2 separate regions of the Mus musculus genome follow, and region 2 is linked to region 1. Evidence: chromatin loops called from intact Hi-C (ENCODE). Cell type or tissue: left cerebral cortex. All regions are shown on one strand.

The links. A loop is a pair of places that touch in the nucleus more often than their neighbours do. Peaks named below come from ENCODE experiments on the same cell type or tissue, not always from the same donor. Only the 100,000 strongest peaks of a DNase experiment are listed, where the experiment ranks them.
Region 2: it touches region 1 in a loop (10-fold over the local background); 1 of 42 quality-filtered maps calls a loop at or near these places.

Annotation. Positions count from the first base shown.
Region 1 is chr7:141,802,740-141,807,739 of GRCm38, forward strand. It overlaps Muc5ac (mucin 5, subtypes A and C, tracheobronchial/gastric), which reads left to right. Exons shown (of 49, transcript NM_010844.3): 25 at 20-259; 26 at 573-729; 27 at 1,547-1,675; 28 at 1,936-2,089; 29 at 2,717-2,760; 30 at 2,874-3,059; 31 at 4,209-5,000. Among named protein-coding and RNA genes, the nearest start is that of Muc5ac, 16 kb to the left of the region's middle. In left cerebral cortex, no CTCF peak of the experiment used is centred here; DNase peaks (open chromatin) are centred at 648 and 2,829; H3K27ac peaks cover 234 bases.
Region 2 is chr7:141,899,343-141,904,342 of GRCm38, forward strand. Tollip (toll interacting protein) reads right to left here and starts at 3,119. Exons shown (of 6, transcript NM_023764.4): 1 at 2,934-3,119. The coding sequence starts at 2,966. In left cerebral cortex, no CTCF peak of the experiment used is centred here; DNase peaks (open chromatin) are centred at 1,442, 2,540, 3,210 and 3,617; H3K4me3 peaks cover 3,219 bases; H3K27ac peaks cover 2,512 bases.

The DNA of each region.
Region 1 (5,000 bases):
TATCTGTGTTTCTCTACAGGGCAGGGTCTGTGGCCTGTGTGGGAACTTTGATGACAATGCCATCAATGACTTCACCACACGCAGCCAGTCCGTGGTCAGTGACATGTTGGAGTTTGGAAATAGCTGGAAGTTGTCTCCATCCTGCCCGGATGTCCTGGTGCCCAAGGACCCCTGCACTGCCAACCCTTACCGCAAGTCCTGGGCCCAAAAGCAATGCAGCATCATCAACAGCGAAACTTTCTCCGCCTGCCATGCTCATGTACGGCAATGGGGTGGGGTGGTCTCTGGACCTAGGATGGAGATGCCATCAGTCAAAGGGTTCAGGGACCCACATGTACACACTAGAATGCACTATTGTTTGCGGGTTGTTGACTCTGAACATGGACCGAGGAAGCTTCAGGCAGCTCTGTGATCAGGGCCAGCCTATGGATGTGATGATGGTCTGGCCGGATATTCACAGTCATACATTTGTCAACATGGACACTAGTAGAAACTAGTCCAAATGATTAGGCCTGTATGTGCACTGAGAGATGGGGGAGGCAGGAGTCCCCTGATGCTTTTGTCTCTTTCAGGTGGAGCCGGCCAAGTACTATGAAGCTTGTGTGAATGACGCCTGTGCCTGTGACTCAGGGGGTGACTGCGAGTGTTTCTGCACCACTGTGGCCGCCTATGCCCAGGCCTGCCATGAAGTGGGAGTGTGTGTGTCCTGGAGGACACCAGACATCTGCCGTGAGTGGGGCTTTGTCTGTGTTGCTGAAGGGTGGGGCTGGGGGGTGAGGTGGGTGGCATCCTTCTGCTCCTTCTGACTTGGTTCTGGCCAGTGTGTGTGCACGTGCATGCGAGCACACACACACACACACACACACTGAGGGGAAAGAGTGACATTACCAGCCCTGTGGGCCCCCCTGCATGCACACCTGCCAGAACCCAAGTGGCTTGAGCTTTAGCTAGGAGGGAGAACACTGCTGCCTTAGGCACATCTCCAAGGGAAGGCACCCTTAGCTTGAGGCTGGGCTGGGAGGGAGGGCACCACTGTGCATGCACATGCGTGTGTGAACAAGCATGTATTGCACATGCAAGTGCACAAACACTGTGACCACTCAACAGGTGGCTCTAATATGAGCAGCTCCAAGGGCTGGGAACTGCTAGGACTAGGCTATGATATCTGCTGTAGACAAGGTTCCAGGTAGGCGAGGCCAGCTCTGTATACACATCAGAATGCATTGAAGGGTTAATAGTTTCCTGAAGAAAGTGAAACAGAAATGAGGGTGAGCAGCTAGAGGAGGAAGCCTGGCCTCAGAAAACCTTCTGCACTGGAGGCATCAATACTCCTTCTTAAGCACAGTCCATGTGAAGCCCCGAGGGCGTGGTGTGGCTGAGGGCAGCTGCTGTACCTGGAGAGCCCCGTTTGATGGTTTCTGCTCTGGCACTCCCATTAGGCAGAAACCTTTATCTGACTTACCCTTTCTTGGGGTGGGGTGGGGTGGGAAATGATTTAGCAGACCCTAGGCTCAGGCTTATTCCAGTAACTCTTTCCATTTTCCAGCACTGTTCTGTGACTACTACAACCCAGAGGGTCAGTGTGAGTGGCACTACCAGCCGTGTGGGGCCCCCTGCATGCGTACCTGCCAGAACCCTACTGGACAGTGCCTACAAGATCTCCGTGGTCTGGAAGGTAGACTGAAGGCTGAACTGGGAGGGGCAGGATCTGTTGGGTTCCTAGGATCAGAACTTTGGACAATCCTGGGATCTACGGCCTGGGGTCTATCCTGGGATTGGAGGCCTGGGGTCTTTTTATTCTTCCTGATCCCACTAGGAGCCTTTATGGTTTCAACCATGTTGTGATTGAGGCTGGTCCCAGGGGACAGACCTGGGCCATGGAATGAGAGGACTCTGGGAAGACTCTGTCTGGAACACAGGTCTCTTGGTCCACAGGATGCTATCCCAAGTGCCCACCAACAGCCCCCATCTTTGATGAGGGCACAATGCAGTGTGTATCCAACTGTACAGTCACCTTCCCCTGCCGCGTCAATGGAAAGTTGTACCGGCCAGGTGCATCAGTACCTTCAGACAAAAACTGCGATTCCTGGTGAGTCACTCTGCCAGAGTAATAGATGACCTGAAACACTGTGGGGAATTGGAACTAATCTTATAGCACCAGCCTGGGGTCTAGAAGTACCCTCAGTCCATGGTTGAGCTGAGGGGGAAGGATGACATCATCGGCACTGTGGGCCCCATGGATGCACACCTGCCTGAACCCCAGTGGCCTGAGCCTCAGCTAGGAGGGAGAGCACTGTTGCCTTAGGCTGAGCTGGGAAGGAGAGCAGCCTTGGCTTAAGGCTGGGCTGACAGGGAGGGCACCCTTGGCCTGGGGTTTTTTAATGAAGGGAGTAAAACCTCAGCATGGGGCTCAGGTGAGAGGAAAGGTGCCTTTGGCCTAAGGCTCATCTGGGAGGGAGGACACCCTTGACTTAAGATCCATCTTGTGTGTGAATGTGATGTGCACTCAGGCCAGGGCTGAGGGGACAATGTCCATCAAAGTCCACATTGCCTCTATTAGTTATTGACAGGGGACAATGCTTGAGAGAGTGTGACCTTAGTAGAGCAGACTTAGGCTGTGGCAGGGCTGTCTCGTCACTAACACTAAGCACAGCAGGTTCTAACAGAGGGTTCCAGTTCCTATGCGCTCAGTTCCACTTCTTGCTTCTCTTGACAGCATCTGCACGGAGAGTGGTGTGCGCTGTACCCACAATGCTGGTGGTGAGCTCCTGCAGCTCCCTCTGAGCTGGAGATGGGGTGGTGTGTGGGCAGGTGGGGCATTCGTTGCCAGAACTTTAGCACACTCTGACAGGCTAAACATCTATTCCCCACAGCCTGTGTCTGTACCTACAACGGGCAACAGTTCCATCCTGGGGAGATCATCTACCACACAACAGATGGCATAGGAGGCTGCATCTCTGCACACTGCAGGGCCAATGGTACCATCGAGAGGAGCGTTGACACCTGCAACTCCACCACCCCTACACCCCCCACCACTTTCTCCTTCTCCACACCGCCCGGTAAGGCAGATGTGACTGGTGGCAGAAAATGCTAGGTTTCCCAGGGGTATCCCTCTCCTTGGTGATTGGTACTGCCTCTCTTGCTGAATGTTAGGTTAATGGCTATCTTTAGATATTAGTGGCAGGCCATGAGGCTCAAGAGCTGGGAGGGACAGGAATACCTTGCTTTGTTCCACAGCAGAAAGGGATCAATCTTACTGACCACTGACCCATTCTGGCAGGCCTGGTATCCATGGTGCTGCTTTCTGTAGCTACTGGACATGACCTCAAGGGAGTGTGGGCCTTGAAAGGCTTTCTCTCCCTTTCAGTGACACAGATACAGGCCAGATTAGATCAGATTAAAAGTACATAAAGGCAGATTTATTAGGAGGCAGCTCTCAGGTGGGTTCACCGATCTCACAGGTGGAGATCAGTGAAGTTACACTGGCATCCAGGCTAAAGTAAGGGGGTTTTATAGAGCTTAAGTGAGGAGTGATGGCATACCAGCTAAGAGCTGGGATTGTGCCCATATGTGGTCAGAAACTGAGCCCCTGGGCGGGCACTCTTGGGTGAGCACTTGGAGATGGGAAGTGATGACGTGTTAGCACAGAGTTTATTCCAAGGGGGTGGGGGAGTTTTTTCTGTGTGGGTGGGGTTGGGGGAAGGAGGGCAGATGGGGGTTTCCCAGCTTGTGCGGGGCAAGCAGGGGTTCCAGCCTAACAGGCCTTAGCTTAGAAGCTCCGAGAACAAGTGGTTCTAGGCCAGCCTTGGATGAATATGAGATTCTCCCAGAATTCATAGCTGCCTGCTTGCTTTACACTGCATGGATCGCTAGGCGTCTCTGAGGTCTCACCCTCCTGGAGATTTTTAAAGTTACCCCAAACTAGTTTTGAGGGGTTTAAGCATGTAGATTCCTCTCAGGGCATGGCTCAGAGAGTAGAGATTACTCTTTAGAGATTAATTTGTCTGTTCATGGACCATCTCTGCCCACTGAAAGGCACTGGGAAGGTAGGCTGACTGACATGGCTATAATGTTCAGTTTTCAAAGTTGGTATGACCAGGGTGGTGAGACCCACAAGACAGCCGATGAAGGAGGAGCGAGGCTGTGAATAGGGACCAGGGGGGCAGTCCCAAGGCCCCAGTGCTCATTCCTGTTACTTTTGTCCACAGTCATGACCTCAATGCAACCCTCCAGCACACATTCCAGCCCTACCCCGAGTGTAGGGTCCTCAGGGGCCTCAAGCAAGGCTGCATCGACAACCAGCAGCATATTGTCTGTGAAGAGCCCTGTTACAGCTCCTATGACCATGTCTACTTCAGCCTCCGCCGTAACCACATCAGGTTGCCGGGAGGAGTGCCTCTGGTCTCCCTGGATGGATGTTAGCCGTCCTGGACGTGGCATTGACAGTGGTGACTTTGACACTCTGGAGAACCTCCGTGCCCATGGCTACCCAATCTGCCAAGTGCCAAAAGCAGTAGAGTGCCGTGCTGAGGCTAGCCCCGGGGTGCCTCTTCCCGAGCTGCAGCAGCACCTGGAGTGTAGCACAACAGTGGGGCTGATCTGTTACAACAGTGATCAGCTGTCAGGGCTCTGTGACAACTACCAGATCAAAGTCCAGTGCTGTACCCCCGTCAGCTGTCCAACCTCCCAGACGACCCATGTGATATCATCCTCCAGGACGACTAATTTGGATAACACAACCTCCTCAGTCCCTGTTACCTCAACTGAGCACCCATACAGCAGTACAGTTACCTCAGGTTCTTCTACCCACACCCCAGGTCTGTCTCCCTCTTCCTCAGTGCCTTCTTCACCAACTCCAGCTTCATCTACTCCTGCCCCAGTCAGTTCTACCACTGTTAAAACAACTCTGCCCATCACTAGCCCAACACCAGAGCCAACTCCAGCCATATCGTCTGTGTCCATCTCAACCTCAGGGTCCACCATGCCTTCCTCTGAGACAA
Region 2 (5,000 bases), 97 kb after region 1:
AGCAAGGCATGGACACTAAGGACCACCCACAGAATGAGGAGGGGCAAAGCCAGAGTCAGTGGTCTCTGGCAAAGCTCACTGGTTAACCAGCATCTCACACAGGACAAGGCAGAACCTGTGGGACTCTACACAACACATCTATAAAGGAGAACCTTCAAAATGCCAGCCCTACATGTGGTGCAGCCTCCAGGGAGCAAGACCTCCTACATGTATCCCCACAAGAAGTTGGATCCTACAAGTCACTCACTGTAGGGAAGGAGTGGGTTTATGGACTTAGTAGCAAAAAGGGTTGGTAATTTCAAAATACCAGCATTTTCAAAAGCAATATAGATATAGCATAGGGTTCAGTGCCCTGCAGTGGCTATTTTTAACCCCCCACCCACGAAAAAAAAAAAAACACCCTAAAGTCTAAAACTATAAAAGACCACATATCCCAGGGAAGAACTTATTCCTTTACAACCATGTAGGTGCGGCTATCTGTCCTCATACCTGCCCACCTAAACCCTTAACCAAGGACAGAGAGCCCTCCTCACCCTGATGAGATTGTCCTCTGCCTTTTATAGCCTGCCAAGATACTCTTGTCAGTCCTTTCCACTCCTCAGAGGTAAAGGTCAGCTACAGAGTCAACTGCCCAAGCCTAAGTCCAGGTTCATAGGATGGAGACACTGGGCCATGGTCTAATCCCGGTTGGACTACACAAAGAAGGCTGCTTGCAGGACCCAGCACTGACCAAATGCATGCACTTCATCTGTTTAGAAGCAGCACTTGGTTCACTTAGGGTTCATACAACCCTGAGTGTGATATGAATAGCAGAGAAGCATACCACACTCTGGCAGTTCTACTAGACCTTGACAACTGGCTAAAAGCTTTTCAAATATTAGTGAATCCAGAGGTAGATGAGTATATCATTCCAGGTGAAGTGGCCAGTGAAAAGTTGAAAACTGAAAAAGGTCTGCACTCTAAGAAATAGCACTTCCCAGATGAAGTTCAAGGCCTTCTATTCTACAGAGACCCTGGCTATGGCCCATGCAGTCCTCCCACATCAAGTCACTGGAAAGAGCACAGATCTGATGGTGACTGTCATTCTCTGGCTTACATAAGTTACGATGCATAGCTGTGTCCCTGTGCTCCACACCTGTGGCTCAGTGTCCAGTTACTCTAAATATTGTGACCACTAATACTATGATGAAGATATGCATATCCCAAATAAACCTTGAGATACCCGTCACTTATGACAAGTTCTTACAGCCCAAAGTTACAAGTCATGAAAACCTAAAACCACTCAGCTGTCTATGTTGTATTTCTATGACTACATTCTCCCAGGAACTCTGGGCAAGTAGAAAGATCAAACGTCAGGATTTGACTCCACAGATTCTGCTAGTATCAACATCATCTGACACTCCCAATTACTCATCACTGTGTAGGTTATTGCAGCTCTGTACAACACCAGAGTTTCTCTAAGCAACAGGGAAAGATAGCTTCTTACTCATGACAGACATGGAGTTCACCATCAGATGAATTCAAACTCAGCCTGAACCACAAGAGATAAGGACACTCTCAGACCACACGGTAAGAAAGGGTCCACTCTCCTTGGCCATGTGTCCACTTGGCAGGGGATATGAAAAGGGCAAAGCTCTGTCTCCCTTTCTCCTCTGGCAGCCACCATCAATCTTCTATAGTTTGCTGAGACACCGTGAGGATGAAGAAGGGTTGATGAACATGAAAGTAACTCCAACATTGGAAATCTCCATCCAAGTTTGACAGTGGCTCAGGAGATCTGGCTTCAAAGCCCTCCTAAAAAGCATCTAACAAGCCTGAGGCTTTCTTCAAAGTCAGGAAATCAGTAATCTATCCCAAGGAGTTACCTGTTACACACACACACACACACACACACACACACACACACACGCACACACACACACACAATCAACACCAAGCTGTCAGGGTGAAAAAACTCTGGGAAACCACAGGCTTTGCAGGCACACTCAATATTAACTTCAGGGGAAAAGGCACTGAGGTGCTGATCAGAACAATGTTCTACTCCACACAGCCACAGTTGGCTAACAACATCCCACCCACACCAGTCTCAGGGAGCTACTGGGAGGCCATACACACTAGGGGAGGTGAGACAGGTAGTATAATAGAACCCAAGACAATCCTGAAGAGACAACCCTGTTGGGTCTTCCAAGTTCTCTGCTCCCCTCTCCTCGTTTATAAATGAAGAAATTGAGGCTTGAAAAGGTAGCCACTAACTAAGCTCAAGAGGTAGTACCCTATTTTCTATAGATGTTAGGGAGAAGAGGAAACTGTCACAAGTAAGGACAGACTACAAAGTGGGATCTTTCACCATTTCTGAAACCAAGGAGACCAGGTTATCTCTCTCCTTTGGGGGACCAAAGGTGTCCGACTCCACTCCTCTGAGAGACGGGGAACCAAGGCACCTCTCAGTTTGGGAAATTAATGTAGTCAGTACCACTCTCAATCTGGGAGACCAAGAGTCAGGGCTTGTGTCCATCTGGGAGACCAAGCAGGTGATAGATCTGAGAACGTAAGGGGTTCAGGGCCCTTTCTATCTGAGGAACTAAGGGAAGTCGGGGTCCCACTCCATCTGGGGACCAATGGGGTAAGGTTTCTTCTGTGTAGAGGAACCCTATTCAGGGCCTCCACCCAGGAGGACCACGGGAGTCAGGATCCCTCTCCATGAAGGAGGCCAGGAGCTTCAGGGCCCGTGGGCATCTGGGGAACCATCAAATTCTGCCTTCCTCCACCCCAGATGTCCGATAGACGAGAGTCGCTGCTCCGGGTGGGTACCCGAAGGTAGGACCCGCGAAGCCCCGGGACGGAAGAGCAACCCGCGAGGGGCCCCGTAAAAGACTGAGGAGTCCGACCCCAGGCTCCACTGCCCCAGCCAGGCTCTGGCCCAGAGCACTCACCGGCCCGCGCTGCGTGCTGACGGTGGTCGCCATGGTGCTGCGGCGGCCCTCTGCCTCGCCAACTGCACAGAGACCCGCCGGGAGAGCTCTTCCGCTCCCACCACAAGCTGCGTCGCCGACCGTTGTCCCGCGAGGCAATCGGCTCTTCAGTCAGCTGACAGTCGCCCCGCCCCGCCCCACCCCGGCGTTCCCAAAGCACAGAGCTTGGCAATAGCTGGCCCCGCCCCTTCCGGCTAATCCGCGCACGCGTGTTCCGACCTCAGGGGGAAATGGGTCTCCCGTACACGCCTGCGCAGTGGCTCCCTTCGGGCGCTCAGCAGCCCGTTAAAATGGCTGTCAGACTGTTTGCGCATGCCTAAACCTGAACACTCTCCTGCGGGCAGAAGCCTGCTCACCCAGTCGCATACACCTAGAACAGGGACGCACATCTCAATTCGGTCGAGTTGCCACAGCGTCTAGTCACCTAACTGGAGATAGCTGTGATACCACCGCTTGCAGGTGCGTGATCCGCTTGGAGAAAACTGAGGTTTGGCTGCCTGAGCGAAAAAAAAAACAGATGGCAGTAGAACCAGCTACCCTCAAGCTCTTGAATTACCTCAAAATTCTGTGGGAGGGAGAACATTTATATTTAAATTTTAAAAGAAGAAACCAAGCTGAAGGAGAGACAAGAGTGGGACGGAAAACTTCCACCAGCCTTGGATTTGCTAAATGAATGGAGAGATGAAGATCTGTCCCTAGGAAACCCGGGCCACCCACTCTTGCCTTTTCAGAGCACTCTCTTCAGAAGAATACTTGGCCAGATAGAACCAGGGTAGTTCCTATAAGGAGTTTACCCTATGGTGGTCACCAGTCTGTAGGTCCCCTTTTACTTGTGCGGCAATAGACTTGGTACTGTCTAGGAGTACCAAGAACATTTCCTCACTCACACCATGTTCTCTTGTGTTCCTTTCATCTTTAAGATTACATCTTCCAACTCTAGTGACAGTCTCTACCTTGGCATAACATGGGACTGCATCTGGGCTCTGTTCCTGGACACTGATCTATATCCAGTTCTCACCGGTCTCTAGCTCCTGTTGCCCAAACTGTCATCTCTATGCTGATAAAGCTAAGACACAAAAGACTATCCATTGTGGCAGACAGAGTTTTAAAGAGACCCCTGATCTCTCCTGGTGTCCACATCCCTGCTCAATCCTTTCTTCTTGGTTATAGACAAAACCTGTGACTTGTGTCTAAACATGCAGCAGACAACCTGTTGTATAAAATTATATCTGGATAGCACAATAGGATCCCCTTGTGACTAAGACCACACATATGGCCTCTGATGAATCCCAAATCCTTCAGTACTAAGCAGTTTAAAAAAGACACACACCACCACCAACAACACCAAGGGGGAATTGTTCCCAAGAAAAAACTTTATCTCATAAAATGCTTCAGTACGTTCCTGAAATCAGTTCAAGCCCTGGCACAGTCTGTCAGAGCAGAACCACAGCATTTGTTCTTCCTTGACTTAAAGCTCTCTCATGGTGGGGATCACGTGGCTGGACATAATCTTACTTGTTTCTACTAGATTTGCAGCAGATAGAAACTCTGGTATAGGTGGACTATGATAAAATTCACCTAGGTTACTTTGCAGAAACTTGAAAACTAGCTCTGCTGCTAGTACTGACTCCACTCAGCAGAGAGGTTATGGGTAACAGAAAATGGATGAAAGGCTTAGCATCTCTGTGTTCATCATCTTGTATTTGTCCCCTTTGTTGCCTTCACTCTTGACTCGGATTTGTAGTGCTTTTCTATTGATGGGATAAGACCAAGGTAACTTACAGAAGAGTTTAATTTAGACTTATGGTTTCAGAAGGTTAGAGTCCATGATGGTGGAGCAGAGATAGCAGGTGGCTGGAGCAACCACTGAGAGGCAAGCAGGAGACAGAGACATATTAGGATTGGGATCAGTCTTTTGAAACCTCAAAGTCTTTCCCTAGTGACATACCTCCTCCAACAAGGCCACACCTCCTAACCCTTCTCAAATACACCACTGAGGATCAATTAATCCAATGTGAGCCTATGGGC